2 separate regions of the Homo sapiens genome follow, and region 1 is linked to region 2. A link is an interaction called in ENCODE POLR2A ChIA-PET data of the cell type or tissue named here. Cell type or tissue: endothelial cell of umbilical vein. All regions are shown on one strand.

Region 1 (8,000 bases), 480 kb after region 2:
CACAATGTGTTATCTAAAACAACTAAATCAGCCTCCAAAAGCCTGATCTGTAAGTTGGGAACAATAATTATTTCATTGGGCTTTAGTGAGAATTAAGTGAAAACATATCTAAAGTGTACGGCACATATTAGGGCTTAAAATTTGAATTTGCTTCACTGCTAAAAAGCTACTACTGCCTATTATTATTATGTGAATATCTAAAATTAATTAAAATCTGGTCACTTTATGTTAACAAAAGTCCAATTATTAACTAAATATTTACTAAATGGTCACTGCTGTGTTAAAATTCAAATCATTATGTCATAAAAGTAGCATTTTCACTCACTCAAAGGAACTTGAAGTCTACAGAAATAAAGATCCTCATGTTAAACACCATACAAAACAATTAAATAACAAGGGGGAAAATAAAAGCTCACAATGCTCTCTTGAATATGATCTAATTTCATGCGGGTTGAGATGTCTACCTCTTTTGTTCATTGATGTCTTCCAAGAACAAGGAATAATATCTAGCACATGATAGGTATTCAGGAAGTGTGTGTGAATAAATAAATTAATCAAGTGTCATGCACCTGCTGGATTGCAGGGTAAACTATAATGAGTCAGACAAAAAAATAAAAAGGAGCCCTAAGGATAACCCTTCTGAAAAAGCTTCATGGAGAGGGAGGAGTTGAACTGGGAAGGAATTAACAGGGAAAGAGAGAAAAGAAGGCATTCCAGGCCAAGCCCAGGCAACTCTAGGCTTGCTTTCTCAAATTGTCTCAGGAGTATTTTATGTAACAAAAGGGGTTCACATCCATATTTTTTAAGTTAAATGCAAGAGGAAAAAGAATGATTAAAAGGAAGGAGTAAAGTATATTATAAGAGTTAATGATAAGTATTTCCTTTTCTGACTCGTTTATTCCGATGATAACAAGGTACTGTGAAGCCACTGGAATTTGGTAAAATGACTATTGGACTTGGAATCAGTTACAGTCAAAATGTCAACCCTTAGTATCTGTGTGATCTTGGGCAAGTTTACTTTCTATGAATCACTTTTAGCTTCATCTGGAAAATGGGTCATTTCACATATTTTTAAAAATCTTTTAGGAAAATTGAATTAAAAAGTGCTTGCTAAGTGCCTAGAAAAGAACATGGTTCATAGTGCACAATCAATATATGATCGCTTTGTTTCTCCTTACAGAGACATTCTAATGATTTAATGAGATATCCTCTTCATACAACTTTTTCAGCATACTGGAAGCAGTCCATAACACCACAAATACATTTACTATTAACTTGATACTATTTGAAGTCACAATAAAACTTTTTAAAACACTTAGGAATAATATACTCTAAATCATGTTTTATTTACTTTTAAAACTCGAAAATCCTTTTATTCTTACAGTAATGTGTTCACTCGATATTTTAAGCATCTACAATGAGCTAAATAATTTCTATGATGCCCAGACTAGGATATAAAGATGAAGTAGTTAACAATATAATTCAGGAATGAAGCCCCAAATAAGCAACTATTAGCTACAATATAATGTTACCTGCTCTTATGTTTTCATTTATATGGAAATAAGAATAGAGAGTAACTCGGGAATTCATAGGGTTTTAACATTGAAGCTAAGTCATGAAGACTGGTTTCATGGGTGAGAGACCTCTGCAGTCACACAGCATGCTGCATTCAGAAGGACCCCATGCTTGCTTTAATGTTCTGTTGGCAGCATCTCAAAATTCTTAACAATTTTATCTTTTAACTTGTGTTTTGTAAGTGAAATCTGATGGGACAATGAAGAATGCATATGACTAAAGTGTGTTCATAGAGCATTGGCCCCATGAACACAGAATTCAATGGACCCACACTTTGTGGGAGTTCAACAACAATCAAAAGGAGTAAAAGTTAAACATATTCCATCAAAGGGGGCTCTGAAGCCCCCAGAGGCCACAATTTACTAGGAACCAGAACTTGCTTCAAACTTAAGGCAATGGCAGGATTCAACCAAGGATCCATATCAAACACTTTCTTCATCATATTACTTATTTATATCAGAAAATTATTAATGCTGAAAATAAAAGTAAGGTAAAAAAGGAAAAGATAGAGCAACTGATAGTTTATTTTCCTTTTTGCCTGTCTTTCTTGACTTATCAGTAAGCTGAAGTTAGAGAGTGTTGGTAGAATACGTGCCTATGAAGAAATGAAATAAAAACATATGAGCAGTTTTCTGCTGTAGTATTTTCACTGTTCTTTCAAGAGAGAAATGTATGAGCTACCAAATACAAATTGTGTCATTTCAATGGTTAAGAATTAGATGTTTTTAAATCTGGTATTTTAAAACCAGCTTATTTGGTTTTTAAAATGGTATTGAATAATATAGGTGAGCGTTAAAATTTATGCTAATAATTTAAAATTTTTTATTACTTAGAAAAACATTAAGTGGCAAATTAAACAAAGACATATCAAGGCAAGAGAGAGACTATAGAAGACAGCAAAAAACTTTATATTTTAATGCCTTATATCTACACTTTTTTCCCATAATCTTTGAATAAAAGGCCTCACATTTTTATCTTTCATTGAGCTCATAATTTATGTAAACAACCCTGATAAGGGAATATATTGACTACAATGTTCATAGTATAAGATTATGCATTAGTCTGTTCTTGCATTGCTATAAAGAAACACCTGAGACGGGGTAATTTATAAAGAAAAGAGATTTAATTGACTCATGGTTCCACAGCCTGTACAGAGTGTATGATGCTGGCGTCTGCTCGACTTCTGGGGAGGCCTCAGGAAACTTACAATCACGGCAGAAGGCAAAGGGGGAGCCAGCACGTCACATGGCCAGAGCAGGGGCAAGAAAGAGGGAGGGGGTGGTGCTACACACTTTTAAACCACCAGATTGCGCTAGAACGCACTCACTATTGCGAGGAAAATACCAAGAGGATGGCACTAAACCATTTGTGATAAACCGTCCCTATGATCCTATCGCCTCCCACCAGGCCCCACTTCCAACATTGGGGATTGCAATTCAGCATGAGATTTAGATGGGGACACAGGTCCAAACCATGTCAGGTTATAAAGAGAAGTGGGGGGCCAGGCATGGTGGCTCTCGCCTGTAATCTTAGCACTTGAGGTCAAGAGTTTGAGTCAGCCTGGCCAGCATGGTGAAACTCCGTCTCCACTATAAATACAGACATTAGCTGGACGTGGTGGTGAGTGCCTATAATTCCAGCTACTGAGGAGGCTGAGGTAGGAGAATTCTTTGAACCCATGAGGCAGAGGTTGCGGCGAGCCGTGGGCCAATCCACTCCAGCCTGGGCGACAGGGTGAGACTCTGTCTCACAAAAAAACAAAAAACAAAAATAAAAAACACAACAACAAAAAGAGAGAGAGAGAGAGAAGTGGGACATGGCATATTTAAAAGGCATGCTTTCAGGAAGAAGCCAACTGGGTGAACAAGGGATGGCTGAAATTAGCCTAAAATTTACCTCACAGACACCATTTTTGCTAGAATTTTTCAGCTAAGAATTACACTTCAATGTCAGATGTCAGCAAAAACGTATGATTCTCTACCTCAGAAAGATCTCTCAAGACTATGTTGTTGCTTTTGGGGGAAAGGACAAAGAATGTGGCCATATCATGGAATTCCCTATGCCATCTCTGTGGTATAAATGTTAAAAAAAAAAAAAAAAAAAAAGAATTTCCTGGCTCACAGGCTGATTCATGAAGATTGAGAAAGTGAGGAAGTGCATGACAAAAGAGAGAAGTGAGAAATGAGGGGCACAAGGACAGTGTGACTGCATGTATTGTCGCTATGCTTCTAACTCCTTTTCCTGAATCGAACTAGCGAAGCTGAATGTCTCTAGCAGAGAAGTTGTCTTTAGTTATCTACACAATGGTGCATACTGAAACGGACAATCCTGTGTTTAGAAATTAGTCAACAGCCATGCAAATTAATGATTATTTACCCTGGAGGAGTATGAATCAAATCATTTTTAATTAAATAAAACTAACGATGGCAAGGCAAAAAATCATTATTATTTTATGATAAATTATGCTGGGGTGTAATATATTGAGACTTTATCAATTTAGAAGTGCCATTGTTTTCAGATCCTTCTAAGAAAAGGTAATCTATTTGGTAAAAATGTTGATGATTAAATTAAAAATATCCTTTGAGTTTAGCAGAAGACTTTCACCCAGCTGTGTGGTGGCAAGGAATTTGTAAAGTATTTTTTTATACAATGGATCTCACCATAGCACCCTTTCATAGATGTTAATACTTTACACTAATATATTTTTAGTGATTGATTGGGTAATTTTGCTTGAAAAATGTACCTAATGGAAAAAAGCCTAGTAATTTTTCAGAAATTAGATGCTAAACACTGTAGTAGGTTGTCAAACATATATTATCTTATTTAGTGCTCATAAAAACAAATTAAATTTGAAGGCACTACTATTATATTCATTTATGGAAGAGAGAATGAAGGTAAGAAAGATTGCTCAAACTGGTCTTTTGTATGGCAGAGAGGATTTAGCAGTACATTGTCAACTCCCCCACTGGAGTCCCTGGCTTCCTGATCTGCTCACAGTTATTATAATTTCCATTTCAGTTTGAAATACCTGTGAATATATTGTTTATTAGTATGAATACTGCTTATTGGGTATGATAATTATAAAGTATAGGCTCATTTCAGAATTATTTCATAGTTCACTTCCATGAATAACCAAGATTTTGAAATAATAAAAAAAAAAAAAACCACTAACAACTAAAGCACATGTTGATGGGAGGATAGGGAGGGTTATGAGAGAGTTCCAGAAAAGAAATTCACCTAAAGTAAAAAATTTACTACAACAGCAGCAAAATATTTTAAGAGAGGGAGCCCTGAGGTCAAGGGCTATTGGAAATCCCTGCAAAAATTAGACAATGTAAGACAGTCCCCATTCCAGGTGAGAAGTTGCAGTTTACTAGTTATCAGCTCAAGTGTCTGAGATGCTCCCTGATATCAGGTCTTCCACAAACAGAAGAGCCTTGCTCATGGTGGACCACTGTGAAAATTGGAGAATAGAGGACCCAGTGTATCCAACTCATGTGCTCAAGCCATGTGGACTTGCCACAGCATCACCTTGGGAATACTTGCAATTTAGGAATCAAAAGAAACAATCTTAACCTCTTTTCTTATCTTTTAATTTTATTGTAGATTTTTTTTTTTGTAAAAGGGAGTTTTTTAAAATATATTTAAGCCATGTTTCTAAGCTTCTGGACTTTGTTTCCTGTTTTAAAAAATTATTTTGCCCCTTTAAAAACTATCAAAAATGTAAATTACTCTTGTTTTTGTCTAGTAGTTTTTGGCCTCTTGTTTTGCCAGTATTTTTTCATCTGGAGTCTATTTTTATCTTTGAACAAAAATAGAGATTCAGTATTATTTTTCCTCTGAAATGGCTAATTGTCACGAAATGATTTATTGAATAATCTGTCTTTTCCCCATAGAGGTTAAGTGCCAGTTTTATCATATGCTCAATCTCTATATGATTCTATTTCTGTATTATCTATTCTGTTTCATTGGGTATTAACCTATTACTGGTTGATAGCCTGCTGCTTTTATTATTGTAGCTTTATTATTTATTTAAATATCTGGGAGAGCTAGTCTCTTATATTTAGCCAAAAATATTCTGAAAAAGAAGACTTTTTACAAGATTGTGTTTTGCATTTGAACTCCACAACGACTTTCTCTGATTCTTAAAAATCCTGACATATTTTATTAAATGGTGCTGTCCATTATATTAAAGCTTAAGAACCTGTTCAGCTTGTTTCTGTTTATTTGTATCCTTCCTGTGGATAAATCATATCATATCTTTGTTATAAAGTTGTATTATGCTCTTTTAAAATATACATTAACCTCCCCCATTCTCAGTGTAATAAACACCATTTATTTTACTTAGTATTAAATATATGTGGCTGGCTGAGGAGATCAGTTATCTATCTTTCCCATTCCTGGGCAGTAAATAAGGAAGAAAAATGGGTTTTTGTTTGATACGTAGCAAGTTATTGGTTTGTAACATGCGAATGACGGCTGGTATAAAGATAAGCTTTTAAGTAAATGCATGTGTAACATATATGCATGTTTAAGGGGATTTGAAATCTATGGTAGCCACTCAAAGAGTCTGAGCCCATCTACCCTCGATACTTGGCTTAGTCAGGAGTAAAGAAATCATTGTGATTTTGACTTTATCAAGACTCAAAATTTAGCCTGGCATGATGGCACACAACCATAATACTAGGACTTGGGAGGTTGAGGTGGGAGGATCGCTTGAGCCCAGGAATTCAAGGTCACAGTGAGCTATGATCACACCACTGCCCTCCAGCCTGGACAAGAGAGTAAGAACCCATCTCTTAAGAAAAATAATATACTAACGAAATAAAAATGTATAAGACTCATAAAACCTAGGGGTAATATAAGAGTGAAAAATTAAAAATGAGTAACTCAGAGAGATTATTGTGCCTAAGTACTTGTACTGAAAAAGAGATAACGTACTATTTAAATATATGTATATATATATATACATATACATACATACACACATTACTATATTACAAATGTAACAATATTTTTTGTCATGTAAAACAATGCTGTGGACTCCATTTGGGGCACCTGTTCAGGTTACAACCTTTCCTCTTTTAATTCTCACCATACCCACAGGGAAAATGCAGTTGATAGAACCGTGGTGGAAATCTGACCTAAACTGGGCCAGTAAGAATACCTTCCTAGGACTTCTAAACTTAAGAGTAGAAAGAAAGAAATTTTCTCTGAGTTATTTTATACGTAAAACATGAGCTCATAAGCTCAGGAGCCTCTTTCTACCTGCCACATGAAACACAGAAACAGGTCATGATGGTAGTCTCATAAAGATAAATTGAGTGGAACAGAAGGAGCCAGGAAGCAATGAGGAGAATCCAGGTGGCTTCATAAGTCTCTGAAGTGTAGCTGCCTGATCTTGAGCTCTATGAGACATATCTGAGTTTTTTTTCACTAAGCCCTTCTCTCTCCTTTTATTTGGCTTAAATTAGCTATGATTTGGGATTCAGAGAGTCTTTGAGACACCTAGGAAGTAGTTCAATTAATAGTCCTTCAGATTTGGATGCAAATCTCAAGCCTGTGATTTGGACAAATTGCCTAACTTCTGTAATATTTTTTGTGGGTCTTCAACAGTAAAACTAGGATTAAACCCTACCTCAAAACTGATAAAAAGGACTACAGTGTGTCTTGTGTGTTGAGGTAGGCTCCTACAAACCTTCAGGAGCCAGCTACTAACTTATCAAACATTTCACCAGCTTGTTGTTAATCCTGTTAATAGCTTGAAATTGGCTGTGGTGGGAGTGTTTACAACCACATAAATTGGCTAAAATACATTTTTTTTTTTGTTTTTAAAGGCTGTTCACCAGCACAGAACTAATTATAATAATAGATGTAAAGGGCTTACCCACTACCTGATCCATCATAAACACTCAATAAAGTGATATTATTATTAAAAAATTATTGTGTAGATTCTGAATCAATGAACCTATGCAATCTAATTGTATTATGAGAATATACAACAAGTGTCATTAGCAAATAGAGAAACTATGTTCATCATAGTTTATTCAAACTGCAAAGAAGGGTGTTAGTATGTCTTCCAAGCAGCAGACAACAAGAAGGAATTAAAAATGCATGGACCATATTAGGAAAATTGTCTGGATGACAAAATTGTCAGGAATTCAGGAAGACTGGGTGAGCTATCAGACCAGGGTGCAAAAAGAACTGCATCTCCATGACTGAAGGAGAAAGAGAGAAAGCCTGGGCAGGTGTTTTCAAAATCTTCCCAGCCTGCCAGATCTTCCAAGAAAGGTTTGACAAAGCCAATGGTTGGCACTCAAAGGGCCCCTGCTTTCCCCAGAGTGAGTCTGCCTTAGTATTCTTGCAGCAGTAGGTACTGGCCAGAAGCAGCCTAGGCACGGTCTTCAATTCAAGGCAGGACAAAT
Region 2 (8,000 bases):
CAACATGGTCTACTAATAAGCTGGCTGCATGAAAGTGAGCTGGAATTTCTTCCCCACATAGTCTTTTGTTCTTTTGATGGGAGATGGCAAAAAGGAAAGCTTTGCAAAGTCACACCTCATTTTGCATACTTACTAGAATAAAAGAAGAATGTTCAGAATACGCACAGATGAATAGAATGTCTGACCTTAATGTCATTTTTATTAGAATGTACCAAGCCTTCCGTTTTTCAACTAGCAATAGCTATGGTTACATTTCTCATATTTTTTGGAAACCATCGGTTAGAGCAGTTGTGTCCCCAAATATTCTTCATCTTAATGATGTGAAAAACAAATTACTAGACACTAAATTACTAAACATTTTATATATTAAGGTTCTCAAAATTTTACAAATTAACTGAAGCTAAAAATTAAAGCAAAACAGTGACAAAACACTCAAAATGTAATTTCAAAGTTAGCAATTTTTTGTTAACTATATAATTATGGAAGAAACATGCATCTTTATGAATCTGAAATGTTGATGTACATTATTTTAGTTCAGTATTACTTTATTTCTTCTCCCAAATGTTACTGAGCAGTAAAGAACAGATTAATTTCCATGTTCTTCCCTATGGCAGCATATAAAATATTATTTAAATAAGGATATATGGAGTAAGTCTGAGCCTAGGTTAGAACTCTAGTGTGTATAGTGGAAAACTTGATAGGCTTAAGAAAGACTTAAAATCTTGTTTAATAGAAACTCCAGATATAAATATAAGAAGACAAGACTGCATAATGATCCTCCATGAACCCATTATAGCCTCAAGAGTTACTAAATAATGACAAATCCTTTTCTTTTTGATCCATAACTCCACTCACACCCCTTTTCACTTGATTATTTAAAAGTGAGAGCCTGAGCAACATAGCGAGACCCCATTTCTACAAAAAATTAAAAATAAAAGCTAGCCAGGCATGGTGGTTTGCACCTGTGTTCCTAGCTACTGAGGAAGCTAAGGCAAGAGGAGCACTTGAGCACAGGAGTTCAAGGCTACGGTGAGCTATGATTGTGTCACTGCACTCCAGCCTCGGTGACAGAGCGAGACCCCCATCTCTTAAAAAACAAACAAACAAAAAAAAGAAATGAGTTCCAGACATCAAAAAATTTAGAAATAAATATTTGAGTGTGTAACTGTAAAATATAATGGTTCTTAATAAGTACAACACAGTAGGCCAGGTGTGGTGACTCATGCCTGTAATCCCAACACTTTGGGAGGCTGAGGTGGGTGGATCACTTGAGGTCAGGAGTTTGAGACCAGCCTGGCCAACATGGCGAAACCCCATCTCTACTAAAAATACAAAAATTAGCTGGGTGTGGTGGCGCATGCCTGTAATCCCAGTTACTTGGGAGGCTGAGGCAGGAGAATCACTTGAACCCCTGAGGTGGAGGTTGCAGTGAGACGAGATCACACCATTCAACTCCAGCCTGGGCAACAGAGTGAGACCATATATATATATATATATATATATATATATATATATATATATATATATATATCACAATAGTATTCACATGCTGCTTCAATTAATTTCTTTTTTAACTAAATGTCTAGTCACTTCACATTTCCCAGGTTATCATATATATAGTTATATATTTATGTATAATAAATACATGACATATATTTGCCATTATATAAGTATATGATATATTCAATATATTCAATATGCATTCAAAAATATTTGAAAATTCAAATGAAGTCTATATATTCCCACTGGTTGAAATGTTGCTTGTCTTTTTTTCACTTGCTAGTTACACTTCCCTTTTCCTTTCTCTCTGTTTTTCCTGTCATTTTGTTGTTGTTATTGAGGAAACTAAGTCATCAGTCCTAGAAAGCTCTCAACACAGAAACTGCTTTTTGCTGATTGTCAGTAATGACAGAAAAACAATTGCCTAAGTTGTCTGTTGCTAAGAATATTTTTTTCAGAATAAGAACAGATGAAGGAAGGAGGCAGAGGAAGTATTCTCTGATGTCCAAAGTTTGTGTGGAACACAGGAAAGAAGGCCAGACCAGAGATTAAATCCTGACTCTGAGAAAGACTGGCTTGGTATGAGGCAAATTTTTATTTTTCTGGGTGTCAGTGTCCAGGTATATAAAATCACATATAAGTACATCATAGTTAAATTACTGAAAACCAAATATATTTTTTAAGTTGTGAAGGCAGCTAGAGAATAAAAGACATGTTTTTTAACAGGATAACAATAAGAGTGATAGCTGATGTCACAATGAATACCTAAAACAAGTTATCTTGAAAGAAGAGTGGAGATGAAATGCTTAGTGACGTTAAAAGCTTATGTGAAATATTAAAAGTAATAACCTGTGATAGAGAAACAAACACACAAAAAGAAATTATATGGTTTAAAGCTTTGGTCTGGGGCAACTGAACCAAGGTCAAATCTCAGCTTCACCATTTTGTTTCTATACAGCTTGTGGTAGTTACATTGGCTGATTCTTAATTTTCCTTATCTTTCAAATGGTTATAATAATGTCTACCTCATGGAGATGTTGTAAAGATTAAAAGATAGAAATCAGTAAGTTGCTTAATAAGTGTCATAGCTATCACAAATTGACAAACGTGATTGGGGGAAGAGACTATGCTAAGGAAATATAAATAAAATGACCCTGAATTTTTCCTTTCTTTCATGTTTATGTATGTGTATGTGAGAGGCTGAAGTGACTATCATCACAGTAAACCCAATATTTGAAATAATTCATTTGAATAATTTATTTTCTTTTCAATTATTTTCTAGCTGAGTTAGAAGGTTTTTGGGTTTTTTTTTATTTTGGTTTTTTGTTTGTTTGTGTGAGATGGAGTTTCACTCTCGTCAACCAGGCTGGAGTGCAATGGCACGATTTTGACTCACTGCAACCTCCACTCCCAGGTTCAAGTGATTCTCTTGTCTCAGCCTCCAGAGTAGCTGGGATTGCAGGCGCCTGCCACTATGGCTGGCTAATTTTCATATTTTTAGTAGAGACGGGGTTTCACCATGTTGTCCAGGCATGTCTCAAACTCCTAACCTCAGTTGATCCGCCTGCCTCGGCTTCCCAAAGTGCTGGGATTACAGGCGTGAGCCACCGCGCTGAGCCTGTTTTTGTTGTTGTTGTTGTTGTTTTTGTTGTTGTTGTTGTTTTTAATAAGTAAGGAAGACATAGTCAGAAGGATATGAGAAGGGATATACAGGGGCTCAAACTTTATTTCCCTGGCTGAGGGTACATTATTGTTCCTTGTATTATCCTCCATGCCTGTCTTTATGTCTAAAAGCTTTATAATAATTTCCAAAGTTATAATTTAATTATGGTTAGCTAGCACTAAGAAATGACAAGTCTTCAGCAAATCTGTGGGATAATTTAGTTTCAAGTTTCAGCTAATGACGTATGGGGTGTGCAGAATGTGTTAATGATATGTTATATTACAGCTGTCGATTACAAACAACTTTACTTCCTGTTTCTCTGCTCTTTATCTGTTTAATATCCTCTTTCTCATATACCCAAACACTTCTCTTCCTTTAAGGATATTAAGTCACCTTTGCAGTTATTAATGTTATATTGGTTGAAATAATTTAGGGAATGAGGTCAACAATGTACAGACTAGATAATGTGGCTCCTGGACTGCAGCAACATTGGCTGCAGTTAGCCAGGAAAAATTTGTTAGATTATTGGAAGCTGTTTTTATTTTTTTCATTAAATTTTAAATACATTCTGCTTAGTCAAGCCTACATGGAAAGGGTTTTATTTGATAGTTTTCAGTGCTCAATCTATTATTCTAATGAATGATATATAAACATGTTTGTTTATATATTGTTATCTTACTTCAATGATTTTTCATAATTATTAAAGCAAGCTCTGGTATGAATTAATGAAGGTATGTCGATTTTAGCAAAAGACAAGGATGCTTCCAGTTTTTTTTTTATTTTTAATTTTTTAAATTAACCTTTAAATGTATCACATTTTTAGGGATCATAGTTCAGGCTTACTCTAGCTGGCATTGTTCTCTCTAGATATGTATTTATCTATTTGGAGGAACTGTTGTGCTGTAGAGTGTTTCGGAGAGAAATTTTTATAAGAAATAATGTTTATTTAGAATAAATAATTTGATATTTTCTTAGAGCGTTTATTTATTTTCCACTTAGAAAATAAGGTTCTTCTGGTAGTAGAACTTAGTTTTTGGTTTGGGTCTCATTCATATAACCCATGTATATAGAATGATGTCAAATATAAGTCATCTCCAGAGCAGATGTGAATTAAGGATCACACCAGCTGTACATTCTTCTGTCAGACCACAGTGGTTGGTTCAAAGATAGGTACATTACCTACGTTAAGCCAATCAGAATGAACAAGTTGGATGTGGAGCAGTGAGAATGCAGTTCTGGAGCAGCAAAGATCTGCTTGTGACAAAGAGAAGAGACCCTTATTAATAATAAAACAAAAAATGGGGGAAAGATGATGGGAGAGAGGGAGGACAACTGAGTTATTTTGATAAAGCCCCTGATTGACCACATCAGAAGTTAGCATATCCCTTGGTCCTGAAATCGAGTTTGGTTTTAGTTTTCTGGATTCACCAATAAATGAGTCCTAATTGATACAATTTCATTGATAATGTTTAAACTGAAAGTATTATAAAAATAAATTACTACAATATTAAAAAGAATTCTGGATGTTTATTATCTTTGTGAAACTAGCTTTTTGATACCATATAGTTTTTGAACTCAACATTTTAGTTTTTATTTGATGTTTGAGGTAGCCCAAAGAACAGCAACTACATTCTTGCCACATATTGACAGGCATGCAGCCAAACTTAAAAAAAATATAGTCTAATTAATCCCCAAGTACCTACCCTGTTTGAGCCTCTTTGCTCCTCACCCTCCATGTATATCCCATGAAAATATTTAATCTTATGGATTTATGAGTTTGTTTAGTTAACTAGATAGTTCCAATATTCTGCTCAACATTTTATAAGTCACCAGAGTTTAGAAATGCCATATTCCCAGTATTAGGCATATACTGAATAGTCTTTTATGTTATAGACAATTTCCTTTTTCAATCCCCAAGGGGGCATCAGGGTCAAACTCAATGATACTCTTATTCTCAGGTTGCTGGCAGAAGAACTAATTCCGTGACAACGGCTCTCTCTCTATCTCTGACCTCCAAACCCCTGAATTTCTGATGAATGGCACCCTAGGAAACGAGGCTTGACATGTTTGCTTGCTTGTTTGAAATCAATCGAGAAAGTAAAAAGTACTTTAGAGATGCATGGGGTTCTCACATGGATTTATTGCAGAAAAATATATTTATTTTCTAATACATAATTTACTTCCTTTTTTTAGGCAGAGAGATCCATTTGTGTTTCAAGAGGTATAAGCAAGAGTGATGATTGAGAGCTTAACATAGACATAATCTCTAGCTCTCGATGATTAGTTCTCCATGGATTTTTGCCATGGATTAATACACAGCTGCAAAATTTGTGCAGTAATCCTCAGCTATGCAATTTGGTGGCAGGCTTTATTTTAGAGCCATTGTCCCTACAAATAATTAGAACACAACATGTATCAGTGCTTAGTTTATATCTTCATACTGATAGATAAACTGATAGATAAAGGGAAGGCAATAGCCTAAAACTACAAGGAAGTCAACACAGAGATAAAATCTGACAGTAAGATACATTATGTGTGAGTGAATTGGGTTATTATTCAGTAAGAGCAGGGTGGCTTCAGGGCAGTGATGGCATGTGAGTTGTACCTCAAATAGTGGCTTGGGTTGTATGAGAACTATGCATTTCTAATAGGAGTAGAGGTGGCAGAACAATGTAGGCAAGGCATGTGTGTGAGCAGGAGATAAAGCCTGGTGGAACAAAGTGGTCACACTTGGAAGAAATGAGACATAATGATAGAAGTGAATCCTGAGCACACGGTTGAGGAGGGTATGTACCGACAGTCAAAGGGTTTCAGAATTTATCCTGTGAACATTACGTGTTCTTACTGTTTTTAGGTATCTGCAGGTAGCTAATGAGAAAAAAAAAATCAGGTTAGCATGCATGTTTTGGCTTCTGGAAAACCAAATTAGGGAACATTTGGGAAAGCCCTTTTCATCATAATAACTGGTTCAAAACAACAAAATGGAGTGGAAAGTAGTCAATGTACCATTCTCTTTGAATGTGCGGAAATGACAGGATTAAATTCAATTAGTTTTGAAATCATCTGCTATGACTAGAGGAAGGCAGCATAGTTATCTCACCTTAATTAGTAGTAAAATGGAAGACAAAGTTACAGCAACATGGCTTTGGGGAGATACCTGGAACAAGTAGGATAATATTAACATGGCATTGTTGAGATGCCTTAGGTTATGGGAAATCACAGCTTCAAATACTAACTCACAGCATAGAGAGGCCAAGAAATAGCTACAGTAAATAAATGAATATGCCACTCAGCAGACAGAAAGAAGGGAAATGAAAGTTCTCTTTAAGACACATAATAATAATCAAGGTTCCAAAACTACTAGACTTAGTATATAGTTATCACCCAGACTGGAACCACTGTATGTCTGAGAAATGAAGAGATATTGTCAAGATATTGTCAGTCAAGAAAAAAGCAGCACTGTTGGGAAGGGAGGGTGAAGAGTGTTCTAGATTCAAGTGCAACTTGAGAGAAAGTATAAAATTGATAGATATTGTTTGGATAGAAAGATTAAGGAAAGAACAGGCAGAAGATGGCTTAACAGTTGAGACAGGTTTATTGAGAGTAAATCTGAGAAGGGCTTTTGGCCAGCAGGGTCAGGAGCAAAATTCTCTTACTGCCTGAGGCTTTTTTAAAGGGCCTGGTGGAGAAGTGTGCTTTGAAGCAAAATTTTATTAGTAAGGGGTTGGGAAAGTGCTGGCTGGTTTGTTATGGTTAGCGCCATTATGCTCTGTTGAAGCTATGGGCAGGGCTGACATTTGCAGTTTTGGCCAGGTGGCTTAAGATGGTGGGGTGTTACAAAGATGACGGTACTCTTGTCCTATCAATCTGGACTCTGTGGTTAGATAAGGAGATGGGCCAGCATGCTTTTATGGGTACTTCCTGCTGAAAGGGGGCTGTGAGATTGTTGGTTCCGGATTGACTGGAGGAGTTTTCAGGTGTTCCTCCACCGTTTTCAGGTGTTCCTGGGTGGCGGCTTGTGAGATGGCTGTGATCCTGTTGGTAAGGAACTTTTGGGAGAGGGTTACTAAACATGGTAAAACAATAATTCCAGGCCGATTATTATTAGAAGGCCTATGAAGGGGAGAATTCGGGTTAATAATTTACCATTTAACCAGGAACTAATTTGGTTTTTTTGTTGCTCCCTAATTCTTTGAGTTTTTTTCATTCAGTTTTGAGGCTGCATCCCTTATCAAGCCTGACTGGTTGAGATAAAAGCAGCATTCTTCCCCTAGAGAGAAGCAGAGACCTCCCTTCTCTGCTGTAAGGAGGCCGAGTCTTCTCTGGTTTTGGAGGACTACTCTAGTTGGGGAGTCTAGCTGGTCTTGAATTTTTACAAAGCCTTTCGCTGTATTTTCCAGGGATTCTTGTAGGTCTGTGGAGAGAGCCTCAAAATATGAGAGTGAAATGTCTCATTCCCCAGCTCCTAAGCTGATGCCCAGCACAGCCAATAAGGGAATGATTTAGATTGCCCTTTTCTGTTTGACATGTTGAACGGAAGGCACTGGCAAGGATTGGTTAGGGGGAGGTATTCTAATGGCTAGAGAAAGGTAGGCCAGAGTACAGGTGCCTGTCCGATTAGTTGGGAGGCAGAGGTATGTGTTGGTGCCACACAAGAAAAACAAGCCTGCTTTGGAAATGCAGGTAGAGATATGAAGGGCAAAAGGTGGATTAAGGGACTGTTTTTTTGTGGTGGGTTTCTGTCTCCAAACAGACAGTGGAGATGCAAGGGAGGCTTCAGTGATAGTGGAGATGTGTTAGGAGTTGACCTTTGTACATTTAATGAAATATGAAGTGG

What was found. Peaks named below come from ENCODE experiments on the same cell type or tissue, not always from the same donor. Only the 100,000 strongest peaks of a DNase experiment are listed, where the experiment ranks them.
Region 1: POLR2A ChIA-PET joins it to region 2 with 11 read pairs; 2 of 35 experiments call an interaction of 5 or more read pairs at or near these places.

The regions. Positions count from the first base shown.
Region 1 is chr11:105,216,617-105,224,616 of GRCh38, forward strand. The region is part of intron 4 of LOC105369468 (a long non-coding RNA gene); the gene reads right to left. Among named protein-coding and RNA genes, the nearest start is that of CARD18, 81 kb to the left of the region's middle. In endothelial cell of umbilical vein, no CTCF peak of the experiment used is centred here; no DNase peak of the experiment used is centred here.
Region 2 is chr11:104,733,258-104,741,257 of GRCh38, forward strand. No RefSeq gene overlaps it. Among named protein-coding and RNA genes, the nearest start is that of LINC02552, 130 kb to the left of the region's middle. In endothelial cell of umbilical vein, no CTCF peak of the experiment used is centred here; a DNase peak (open chromatin) is centred at 3,464.